2 separate regions of the Homo sapiens genome follow, and region 1 is linked to region 2. Evidence: chromatin contacts called from ENCODE Hi-C or POLR2A ChIA-PET data. All regions are on one chromosome and are shown on one strand. The core of a region is the stretch at or near the end of the contact, and the rest is flanking DNA. Distances in the headings are between cores, read along the strand shown. Region 1 overlaps SEC14L5 (SEC14 like lipid binding 5). Region 2 holds the start of NUDT16L1 (nudix hydrolase 16 like 1).

Evidence for each region. Hi-C counts contacts between places; a loop is a spot of excess contacts on that map. ChIA-PET counts read pairs that join two places held with the same protein, here RNA polymerase II (POLR2A). Pooled maps may share reads with other maps.
Region 1: a pooled map shows a loop between it and region 2 (4-fold over the local background). The contact joins the enhancer-like site here to the promoter of NUDT16L1 in region 2. A Hi-C loop is called at or near these places in 2 of 50 pooled maps. POLR2A ChIA-PET finds 5 or more read pairs at or near these places in 3 of 52 experiments (HCT116, WTC11 and activated CD8-positive, alpha-beta T cell).

What each region holds. Positions count from the first base shown.
Region 1 is chr16:4,974,337-4,979,713 of GRCh38, forward strand. The region is part of intron 2 of SEC14L5 (SEC14 like lipid binding 5); the gene reads left to right. Among named protein-coding and RNA genes, the nearest start is that of SEC14L5, 19 kb to the left of the region's middle. Within about 2 kb of position 2,600, at least 8 of the 41 ENCODE cell types and tissues checked have a DNase peak (open chromatin) inside an H3K27ac peak, as active enhancers do.
Region 2 is chr16:4,691,270-4,697,135 of GRCh38, forward strand. NUDT16L1 (nudix hydrolase 16 like 1) reads left to right here and starts at 2,293. Exons shown (of 3, transcript NM_032349.4): 1 at 2,293-2,610; 2 at 2,709-2,969; 3 at 3,689-4,575. The coding sequence starts at 2,458. The coding sequence ends at 3,910. ANKS3 (ankyrin repeat and sterile alpha motif domain containing 3) reads right to left here. Exons shown (of 18, transcript NM_133450.4): 17 at 5,748-5,835; 18 at 5,242-5,627. The coding sequence ends at 5,759. RefSeq lists enhancers at 1,864-1,953, 2,205-2,712, 2,713-3,220, 3,823-4,323 and silencers at 2,144-2,503, 2,614-3,113.

The DNA of each region.
Region 1 (5,377 bases), core at 1,350-3,849, 280 kb after region 2:
GACCACAGGCACGCACCATCATGCCTGCCTAGTTTTTTATTTTTATTTTTAGAGATGAGGTCTTGCTATGTTGCCCAGGCTGGTCTTGAACGCCTGGGCTTAAGCGATTCTCCGACCTCGACCTCCCAAAGTGCTGGGATTACAGGGTGAGCCACCGTGCCTGGCCTGACCTGCATACTTAAAAAGGGTGGGCTATATGATATGATAATTATATTTTAATTTTTTAAAAAAACATTTATTTTTATTTAAACAGTTTTTGGGGTACAGCTTTTTTTTTTAACATGGATAAGGTCTTTAGTGGTGATTTCTGAAATTTTAGTGCACCTGTCACACAAGCAGTGTACACTGTACCCAATGTGTAGTCTTTTATTCCTCACTCCCTCCCAGTCTTCCCCTCCCAAGTCCCCAAAATCCATTATATCATTCTTATGCCTTTGCATCCTCATATATATATATTTTGAGATGGAGTCTCACTCTGTCACCCAGGCTGGAGTACAGTGGTGTGATCTCGGCTCACTGCAACCTCTGCCTCCTGTATTCAAGCGATTCTCCTGCCTCAGCCTCCTGAGTAGCTGGGATTACAGGTGTGTGCCACCATGCCTGGCTAATTTTTGTATTTTTAGTAAATATGGGGTTTCACCATGTTGGCCAGGCTGGTCTCAAACTCCTGACCTCAAGTAATCCGCCCACCTCAGCCTCCCAAAGTCCTGGGATTAGAGGTGTGAGCTACCGCGCCCAGCTTGCGTCCTCATATCTTAGCTCTCACTTATAAGTGAGAACATATGATATTTGGTTTTCCATTCCTGAGTTACTTCATTTAGAATAATGACCTCCAGCTCCATCCAAGTTGCTGCAAAAGACATTATTTTGTCACGCCTGTAATCCTAGCACTTTGGGAGGCGGAGGTGGGCGGATCACAAGGTCAGGAGATCAAGACCATCCTGGCTAACACGGTGAAACCCCGTCTCCACTAAAAGTACAAAAAAATTAGCTGGGCATGGTGGTGGGCGCCTGTAGTCCCAGCTACTTGGGAGGCTGAGGCAGAAGAATGGCGTGAACCCGGGAGGCAGAGCTTGCAGTGAGTCGAGATCATGCCACTGCACTCCAGCCCGGGTGACAGAGCGAAACTCCATCTCAAAAAAAAAAAAAAAAAAAAGACATTATTTTGTTCCTTTTTATGGCTGAGTAGTATTCCGTGGTGTATATATACCACGTTTCTAAAATCCACTTATTGGTTGATGGGCGTTTGGGTTGGCTCCATATTTTTGCAATTGTGAATTGTGCTGCTATAAACATACATGTGTATGTGTCTTTTTCACATAATGACTTCTTTTCCTTTGGGTAGATACCCATATTTCAATTTTTTAAAAAAGAGTTGGAGGAGGTGAGTAGATTGATATCACATCTGTGCTGAGGTCCCCTAGACTTGCAGGGGGAAGGAAAGGGGTTGATAGGGAGACTCCTGAAGAGTATGACAGGCGATGGGGGCACCTTACTCAGTGGCTGCGTAGTGGCCAGGCCCCCAAATCAGGCCTGCAGAATAGAAAAGGGAAGGGAGAGCATTGGGCTGGAAGATGTTGGTGCAGCTTGGATATTCTTTCTGCATTCTTACTGGACGTTTTGGCGTAAGTGGCATTCCAGCTTCCTTTGAATTTGGATGAGGAAGAACAGGAAGGAAGGAAGGAGGGGAGGAGGGATCATCTGTCAAGTGATTAGCAGAAATAGCTTTTTGTACTTTACAGAATCTCACTCATTTTTAAAATTTAAATTTACTTAAATGGTGATGTAGAATGAACCATGTGCCAGGCACTGCTCTAAGCACATTGCATGAGCTGACTCCTTTATTCTTCTGACAAGTAGCAAGGTAGCTACTTTTCTTACTTCCCCTTTTACACACAAAGGAATTAAGGAACTGAGAGCTTGATGATTTTTTCACACAGCTGATGAGAGGCAGAGCAGAGATCCCAACCCAGGCCCCAGAGCCCACTCTCTTAAGGGCGGTGCTATGCTGTTGTTCATTCATTCATCCTGTAAATGTCTATTGAGTGTGGACTATGTGCTAGGCATTTTGCAAAGCACTGCAAATTCAGGGATATCAGCGGCTGATGACCCTATTTCAGTAGTTGTGATGTATGAAGCAATAAAATAGGCCCACCTGAGTGCTAGTTGGGAGGTTCTATGATTATTGCACTTTACAAATGAAAGAGGGGTTACCCAGCCTGGAATTGGGCAAGTCTGGGTGGGAATTCAGGGCTATTTAGCTCCAGCCTCCCATCTCCAGATGCTAATTGTGTCAATATGGATTTTCCAGGATGGGGACCCGTAAGAGGCAGCCCTGCTTGGTCCCTGCCTGCCCCACTGTGGCCCTGCAGCTGTGGGCTCTGGGCTTTGGACCATCTCCTTTTCTGAGCAGGCAGGCTTGGATGTCCTCTCCAGCCACCTGGCAGAAGGGCTGTAACTGAATCCTTCTGTGGCCTTGTGTTCCTGAGAGCACCAAACCATGTGTTTGTTTAGCAGGGAGAGGCTCAGGTCTCATTTGTGGGTGGTCAAGCCAACTGTAGGGACAGGAGCCGGCAGCTGAGGCTCTTAGGCAGGGACAAAACTAGTGGTGTGAGCTGGTTTCCAACACAGAAAGGTCCCGTCAGCTGTTTGATCCCGTAGGACCTTGGGAGGTATGAAAGGCACAGGGGCTGGGCCCTGTTTGGTCTCTGCCAGGGCCTCTCCCAGGGCAGGGTGCCTGCGGCCCACAGTTTCTCAAGGTCACAGCAATGTTTAACAAGGAAAGAAAATAAATGTAATTATTCCAGAATACAAAAAGAAACCTGCAGGCCCAGGTGCAGTGGCTCACGCCTGTAATCCCAGCACTTTGGGAGGCTGAGGCAGGCAGATCCCTTGAGGTCAGGAGTTCGAGACCAGCCTGGCCAACATGGTGAAACCCCATCTCTACTAAAAGTACAAAAATTAGTTGGGTGTGGTGGTGGGTGCCTGTAATCCCAGGTACTTGGGAGGCCGAGGCAGGAGAATCGTTTGAACCCAGGAGGCGGAGGCGGCAGTGAGCTGAGATCGTGCCATTGCACTCCAGCCTAGGCGAAAGAGTGAGACTCCGTCTCAAAAAAAAAAAAAAAAAAAAAAAGGAAAAAAAAAGAAAAGAAAAAGAAACCTGCAGAGTTAAAATGAACACATGCTGAATTAAATGCCTACCAAGGGCAACTTCATGCCAGGCTGTCATCTGGACCTCAACTGTGATGAGCTCATGTATATGTAAATCACGGAAAGTGGATGCATTTTAATGTGTGTGATGTGATTGACATGGGTAGAGCCCAGGACCTGTGAAGGCCTCACAACCATCCTGCGAAGAGAGGTGCTCTATAACCTTCCGGGGCTCCCTGGTCCCTTCTAGGTAAGGTCCCTCTCCACTTGGCAGGCGTTTGAATTTTATTCAGCCAGTGTTTTTATTTTATTTATTTATTTATTATTATTATTTTTGAGATGGAGTCTCTGTCGCTCAGGCTGGAGTACAGTGGCATGATCTCGGCTCACTGCCACCTCCTCCTCTCAGGTTCAAGCAATTCTCATGCCTCAGCCTCCCGAGTAGCTGGGATTACAGGTGCGCACCACCACGCCTGGCTAATTTTTTGCATTTTTAGTAGAGACAGGGTTTCACTATGTTGTCCAGGCTTGTCTTGAACTCCTGGCCTCAAGTGATCCACCTGCCTCGGCCTCCCAAAGTGCTGGGAGGATAGGTGTGAGCCACTGTGCACAGCCTTTATTTTATTTTTTAAAGAAACAAGATCTTGGCCGGGCGCGGTGGCTCACGCCTGTAATCCCAGCACTTTGGGAGGGCGAGACGGGCGGATCACGAGGCCCCGAGATCAAAACCATCCCGGCTAAAACGGTGAAACCCCGTCTCTATTAAAAATACAAAAAAAATTTGCCGGGCGTAACGGCGGGCCCCTGTAATCCCAGCTAACTTGGGAGGCTGAGGCAGGAGAATGGCGTGAACCCGGGAGGCGGAGCTTGCAGTGAGCCGAGATCCCGCGACTGAACTCCAGCCTGGGCGACAGAGTCAGACTCCGTCTCAAAAAAAAAAGGAAAAAAAAGAAACAAGATCTTGCTCTGCCACCCAGGCTGGAGTGCAGTGGCATAATCATAGCTCATTGCAGCCTTGACCTTCTATGCTCAAGCGATTCTCCTGCCTCAGCCACCTGAGTAGCTGGTATTACAGGTACGTGCCACCACACTTGGGTAATTTTCTTTTTTAAAAATATTTATGTATTTATTTTTGAGATGGAGTCTCGCTCTGTCACCCAGGCTGGAGTGCAGTGGTGCAATCTGGGCTCACTGCAAGCTCCGCCTCCTGGGTTCAGGCCATTTTCCTGCCTCAGCCTCCCGAGTAGCTGGAACTACAGGCGCCTGCCACCACGCTCGGCTAATCTTTTGTATTTTTAGTAGAGACGGGTTTCACCGCGTTAGCCAGGATGGTCTCGATCGCTTGACCTCGTGATCTGCCCGCCTTGGCCTCCCAAAGTGCTGGGATTACAGGCGTGAGCCACTGCACCTGGTTAATTTTCTTATTTTATGTAGAGATGAGGTCTCACTATTTTGCCCAGGCTGGTCTCGAAGTCCTGGGCTCAAACAATCCTCCTGCCAGGATTACAGGTGTGAGCCACTTCACCCGACCTCAGCCAGTGTATTTAATATCTTCTCCAAGTCAGATGCAGGAAGGGGATCTTCAGGCAAAGAGGCTGGACCCTCAGAGGTGCCCATGGTCAAGCTGGGGAGACAGACACATTTTCAAATGCATGGGGACTGTCTGAGGAACAAGGGCACAGGGAGGGTCAGAAATGGGTTGAGTATGAGCTGAGGGTATGAACCAGGCTTCCGTCCTGTGTGGGAGTGTCTTGAGTGTTGGGCTGTCCTTCAGAGATCAAGGCACTGTTTGGTTCTAGAAGCAACACAGTGCACCAACCCCATGGTCTGACTGCAAGGGGGTCAAATTGCAGCTTGATCCCTCACAAGCTGTGCGACTATGGGCAAGTGACTTAAACTCTCTGAGTTTTGGCTTCTCCATCTGTCAAATGCGGAGGGTGAGCGCTACCTACTTCATCAGGAGCAGCACACGGTATGCAGTGAGCCCAGTGTATGCCTCGGCTATTGCCATTACTGCAATGATGGTTAGGCTTGGGCAGCTGAAAATTGTCCAAATGTGTCCTTTTGGTACTCATCGGCACCTTTTGGTCATCTGAAATTAAAGGAAAGTTTTCTGCCTGACCAGCCACCCGCTATAAACATTCACCCCAGGAGAAGGCAAGGCAGTTCTCCCGGGGCCTGGAGATGAGGCATTGATTGTCCCTGGAGAGCCCTTGCGCTGGGAGGA
Region 2 (5,866 bases), core at 1,043-3,542:
CGCTCCGGTCCCCATCTCTAGTCCTGATCATCTCAAGGCATTTGCTGAGCACCTGCTGTGCGTCAGTGGAGGCAGAAGAGCTGAGGCCCCGGCCCTGGCCCCGGGCGCCTGCCTTCCAGGCAGTGAGATGCCCAGCAGCTAATCAGAATCCTGCCAGGTTTGGTTACTATTAGGAAGAAAGTCAGCATGGTGGTGAGATGAACCCGTACAAGGTCTCATTTAACCGGGTGGCAGGGAGGGCCTCTCTGAGGAGACTTAAACAGCCCTGAGGGCTGAGGAGGAGCTGGCCCTGGAAGAGTGTTCCAGGTGGCAGGAGTGAGCCTGATGTGTCCCCTGGGGACGGAGCCCCTGGCTGGAGTGAAGGGTGCTGGATAGATACTGAAGAGCTTGTAGGGGCTGCTGGAGTGTTTTTATAAGGGGGAGTCAGTTTTAAAAACAGGCTTCCAAGCGGAGAAGCAGTGCTAGCACCCTGCGGCTGGCGTGTGGAGGCCGGACGGTGGGAGCAGGTCTAGCTGCCCATGGTTGTGGGCTCGCAGGCTGGAGCCCGGCCCCAGGCCTCTGCACAGCCCCCGCTCCCCTGCCCAGGGAGTGGCCAGTGCCCCAGGGCACCCACCACACCACTGCCTACCACTCAGGGCCCCAGCTCCTTTGCGTGCAGGTCAAGCTGCCACCATGGCCCTTCTTTGAAGACTGTGAGGGTGGAGGGAAAGCCCGTGTTCTAGCCCATCAGTCCCTGCCCCGAGAAGGCTGCCACCCATGGGCCCTGCAGCTGCTCTGACCTGCCTGGGTCTGGCCCCATCCCAGTGTGGGTAGAGGGGTGCCCAGGGTGTCAGACGGGTGCTTGCATGGGCCAGATGGGCTCCCCCTCTGTACCTCCCAGAAGAGCCAGCGCTTGTATTGATGTCTGGTCTCGGGGAGGGGCTGCAGCAAGGGGAGCCTCTCCTCCTCTGCCCCTGCGTCCCACGGGCCCTGGGCGCTGGCTGGGCTTGGCTGCCTAGGGGTGGGGCCCTCTTTGGGTGAGAGGACCCTTCCCCTCGCTGCCCTCTCGCCTTCTCACATGGTCGCTCACTCTGGAATCTGGACTTCCCCTGCTGCTTGCAGCTGTCCCATGTGACCCCTGACCCACTGGTGGCCACAGGAGGAGAGAGAGGTGCCCTCTCTGGGTCCTTATTCTCCACATCTGAGGCCACCACGGACCTAACAGGTGAGTTTCCAATGCCCACCCTCTCCCTCTCTCTTCTCCTGCCTGCCTCCACTGAAGGCAGCCTTCTCTGTGCCAGCGAGCTCGGCCTCACTGCACGGCTCTCCCGAGGCTGTGCCCCAGCCCTGGGCACCCATGCTGTGAGTGCAGGCAGGGGGGTTCATGTGCTCAGCAAATCCATTCCCCTGGTGGGGAGGAAAGTGGCCCTGGGCCCTGCTGCTGGTGAGGTGAGCCTTGCCATCATGGAGTTCAGGGCACCTCGCTCTGCCTTGGGCTGTTTCGGATGCTTCTGAGCCCCAGAGACATCTCCAGTACAAACACAAGGTAAGTGGTAAGTACCTCAGGCCCTTGTGGAATCGGGATTCTGCCTCTGTCATCAACTGCCAGTTGTACTTAGGCAAGTTATGTCCCTCTCTGAGCTCCAAGTTCCTCATCGTAAATTGGGGAAACCCCTCTTCCCCCCACAGTACCTGGCACAGGGTGCCCGGCTTGGAGGATGCTGGAAAGGTCCAGCCCCGGAATTTAAGTCACTTTCTGCCCAGCAAGCTGGGTCCACAGAGCCCCAGAGCTCCCGGTCGTCCGCCCTGACCCAGCGTGGACTCGGGGACTGGGGCACTCAAGCCCTGCCAAGCCCTGCTCCCCGTGCTGTCCTGGATCGAGCCTGCCAGCAGGGTGGCTAGGTCGGGACAGCTGTCGTGCATGGCAGGCGAAGGCCATCTCCCTCCGGGCTTGGGTCCGGTGGCGCTGGCGGAGCAAGGCTCCGGGGCATCTCTGGCTCGTGTGGTCGTGCCAAGGGTGCCATTGCGGATGGACGGGGCCATGCGGGCCGGGTCGGCCTCCTGGGGAGAAACGGGTGGGCGCAAGGGGATCGGCGCCATCGAGGGTGGAGAAACCGCAGGGAATTTCGGCTGTCCGCTTTGGGGCGCCAAGGAAGATGTTCGTCGCCCACAATGTCAACCTTGAGCCACCACGGCACCGACCAGTCGTCTAGGCTCTCCCGTCGGAGGCGGGGCCGCCGCCCAGGGTGTGCGACTATTGGGTGACGGCTGACGCGCACCGCCCTCCTTTGCACACCGCCCGCAGCACCTCTCGACGACGCACCGCGGCGCTGCGAGGGGCTCGGTCCCGGGGCGCGCCGGCGATTGGCGGGGGAACCGGACCCGGGGGCGCGGCCGCCCGCGGATTGGCGAGGCACGGCGGGGGCGGGCTCGCGCATGCTCTTAAGTGGCAGCGGCGGGGACGGGGTCAGTGCCAAGATGTCGACGGCGGCGGTTCCGGAGCTGAAGCAGATCAGCCGGGTGGAGGCGATGCGCCTAGGGCCGGGCTGGAGCCACTCGTGCCACGCCATGCTGTACGCCGCCAACCCTGGGCAGCTCTTCGGCCGCATCCCCATGCGCTTCTCGGTGCTGGTGAGGACGGGCGAGGGCGCGGGCGAGGGTGCCGGCGCGGGCGGGCCCGGGCGGGGGCGTCCGTCGACCCCGCGGCTGTGACCCGCGCTCCCTTGCAGATGCAGATGCGTTTCGACGGGCTGCTGGGCTTCCCCGGGGGCTTCGTGGACCGGCGCTTCTGGTCGCTGGAGGACGGCCTGAACCGGGTGCTGGGCCTGGGCCTGGGCTGCCTGCGCCTCACCGAGGCCGACTACCTGAGCTCGCACCTGACCGAGGGCCCACACCGCGTCGTGGCGCACCTGTACGCGCGGCAGCTGACGCTGGAGCAGCTGCACGCCGTGGAGATCAGCGCGGTGCACTCGCGCGACCACGGCCTGGAGGTGGGGCCGCCGCCCGGGCCCCGCCCCCCGCCCCGGGGTTTGGCTCTGGCCCCGTGGAAGGCACCGATGGGTAACACGTCTCCTGAGGGTCCCCTGGCCGGGCTGGGTCGGGTGTCGCTGTCTCCAGCAATGGGGTGGGGAGAGGGGTCTGGGGCTGGGAGGCCGGGAAAGGAGGGGCGGGGGTGGGGGCCGGCGCTGGGGCTCCCTCAGGGCTGTGTTACATCCGCCTTGCTGCCTGCCATTGCCAATCCTGGGAGTGGGGGAGTGGGATCGGTGGGGAGGAAGGGATGGGGGAGGAGCGGGGATTGCTTGGGGAGTTGGGAAACTTGAGCACAGCGGGGGTTGTAAAACTTGGGAACCTCATGTTGGGCGTGAAGGCTCTTGGGATTTGTACTTTGTGGTCTGGAAGGGCTGGACTGCGGGTGTTCAGGCTTCGTTGGGTGGACGGGGGGAGCATGGGGTGCGGACCCCGGGGTGGGGTGGCCTGGGTACGAGGGGGGGGAGTGCATGGGGTCAGCCTCCACACTTGCTTGGGGAGGAGGGGGCTGCACTGCTCCGAGGGAGCTGGCTGGCTTCTGCCAGGCCCTGCGTGGGTCTCCCATTAAGTCCTTGGCAAAGCTGGCTGCTCATACCCTGGCCTCATAGCTTCCAGGCCCCTCCTGCTGGAGGTGCCATTGTGTGGCAGGCCTGGCCCCAACCCCTACCTCCTGTCTGCGCAGGTGCTGGGCCTCGTGCGGGTCCCGCTGTACACCCAGAAGGACCGAGTCGGAGGCTTCCCCAACTTCCTGAGCAACGCCTTCGTGAGCACGGCTAAGTGCCAGCTCCTCTTTGCCCTCAAGGTGCTCAACATGATGCCCGAGGAGAAGCTGGTTGAGGCCCTGGCTGCAGCCACCGAGAAGCAGAAGAAGGCCCTGGAGAAGTTGCTCCCGGCCTCCTCTTGAGGGCTGCCTGAGCTGGTGGCACCCTCCCCTGGGCCGGAAGACTGGGAATTCCTGCTAAGTGTGGCTTCTAGAGTGTTTGTGTGTACCCCGCTTCTGACTGCCTAGGGCGAGTGGGCATCCTGTCATCATCTCCACTGTCCCAAGCAGTCACTAGGTGGCGGCCGGGCCAGCTGGAACCCAGCCCATCCTCTCAGGCAGAGCAGGGTGGTCCGGGCACACTGGGCCTGCCTCTCCAGCCTCAGGATGCTCTTGTTTATTCTGGGCTCAGACCCTCCTCTTGTACGTCTCATCACAGCTGGTAGAGACCCAGGAGTGCCTGATTGTCCCACAGGGGTGGCGCACAGCTCTGGGACCACTCAGAAGATGGGATGTGTGGGTGGAGGATGCCTTGTCTCGGTCAGCTCATTCCTGCCTCCTTCCTGAGCCAGTTCAGGGCCTGGGGGAGAGCCAGCTTGGGGTAGGAAGTTAATAATACTGTTAATTTGGGTTGTTGTTGGATTTACTTTGCTAGATTTTCTCTTTCACCACGTGTGAACTGTGGGTGAGGTTTCAAAGTAGCTTCACCCCACGTGGCTTGGTTCCCAGGGACAGTCAGGGCCTCGGGGGCCCAGCTATGTACAACGAAGCTGTCGAAGGAGAAGACAATAAAGTCGCTCCGCAGCTGCTCTGTGTGTTTCTCAGCTGCCCTGTGTGTTTGTTTTGGTTCTGGATGGAACCAGCTCAGGCCCCCTGCCCTAGGTGGGGGAGGGAGGAGCTGCCCCAGCCAGGGGCACGTTTGTTCCCCAGTGTTTACTGGGGGCACTCCCAGCATGAATGCTGTGCCCATCAGCCAGGTTGGGGCGTCTGGGCCGAGACCTTCAGGGCAGGCTCCCCTTCCTGATCCTGGTGGCCCTGGCTGCACCTGGGCTGACCTGCTTTGCTTTGCAAACCCACCATTCCCCACTGTCTGCAAGCAGCTCCAGGGGATGGTGTAGAAGTGCAGGCTTACTGTGCAGAAGGACAGCAGCAGAGCCATCCCTCGTGGTCTCCTACAGCCCCACATCTGGAAAGACTCCAGCGGCATCGTCAGAAAATTTGCACAGCCCATGCCTGGCCCGGTGAGGGAGGCAGTGTGCCCAGCTCCATCTCAGAGCTCGGTGTGAGAGCAGCATGTCCCGGGGGAGGCCCTGTGCTACGGCGGGCTGGGGATGTTCTTGGCTCTCAAAGCCTTATCTTGAGTTGTCTGGGCTCCAGGAGCAAAAGACACACCCCTGAACAGCAGAGGACAGGGCAGTCAGGGTTGCTGCATTGGCCAGTGCCTCATGTCATGTGACCAGAACTGAGCCCTTCACTAGCTGTTCTTAAATTTTATTTTCCAAAAAATGGCATTTTCCAGGTGCCCCAGTCCTCATTCCTAAGGTCCCACCTCAGTTGGCACCTGTGCGTGTATATGGATACACTTTCCCCCCAGGGCCCTGCCTGGTATGGGCCAGGGCAGCCCATGAACTCTGGGCCTCACCACGAGGTTCTGGGTGAGGCCCTCGTCCCGCCTCAGTGCTGGCCCGAGCTGCCGAGCCAGGGCCGCAGCCCCCGTCTTGCCTCTGTCTGCCGGCTGCTCCCGGGGCCTGATCCTCTGGCCCCCACTGGGCCTGGGCTGCACATGGCAGCTACCTGCTCACTGTCCTCCTCACTCCCTGGCACACAGCTTCAGGGTGGACCAATCACCCAACGTCAGATTCTGAAAGAAAAAGCCCCGGTGAGAAGGGAGGGGGACAGGTGGGTGCATACCCACACCTGCAGCCGCCCAGACAGGCCCTGCTGCTCCCACCACGCGGGATCCAGGCTGGCAGACACTCACCGGCCCGCAGGCTAGGTCTCCCGCCACTTCTTCCCGTTCAGCACCTGCAGCTTCTCCAGGCTCTGGGTCACTAAGCACAGTGCTTGCCCTGAGGAATGATGACCTTGAGCCTCTCCCGG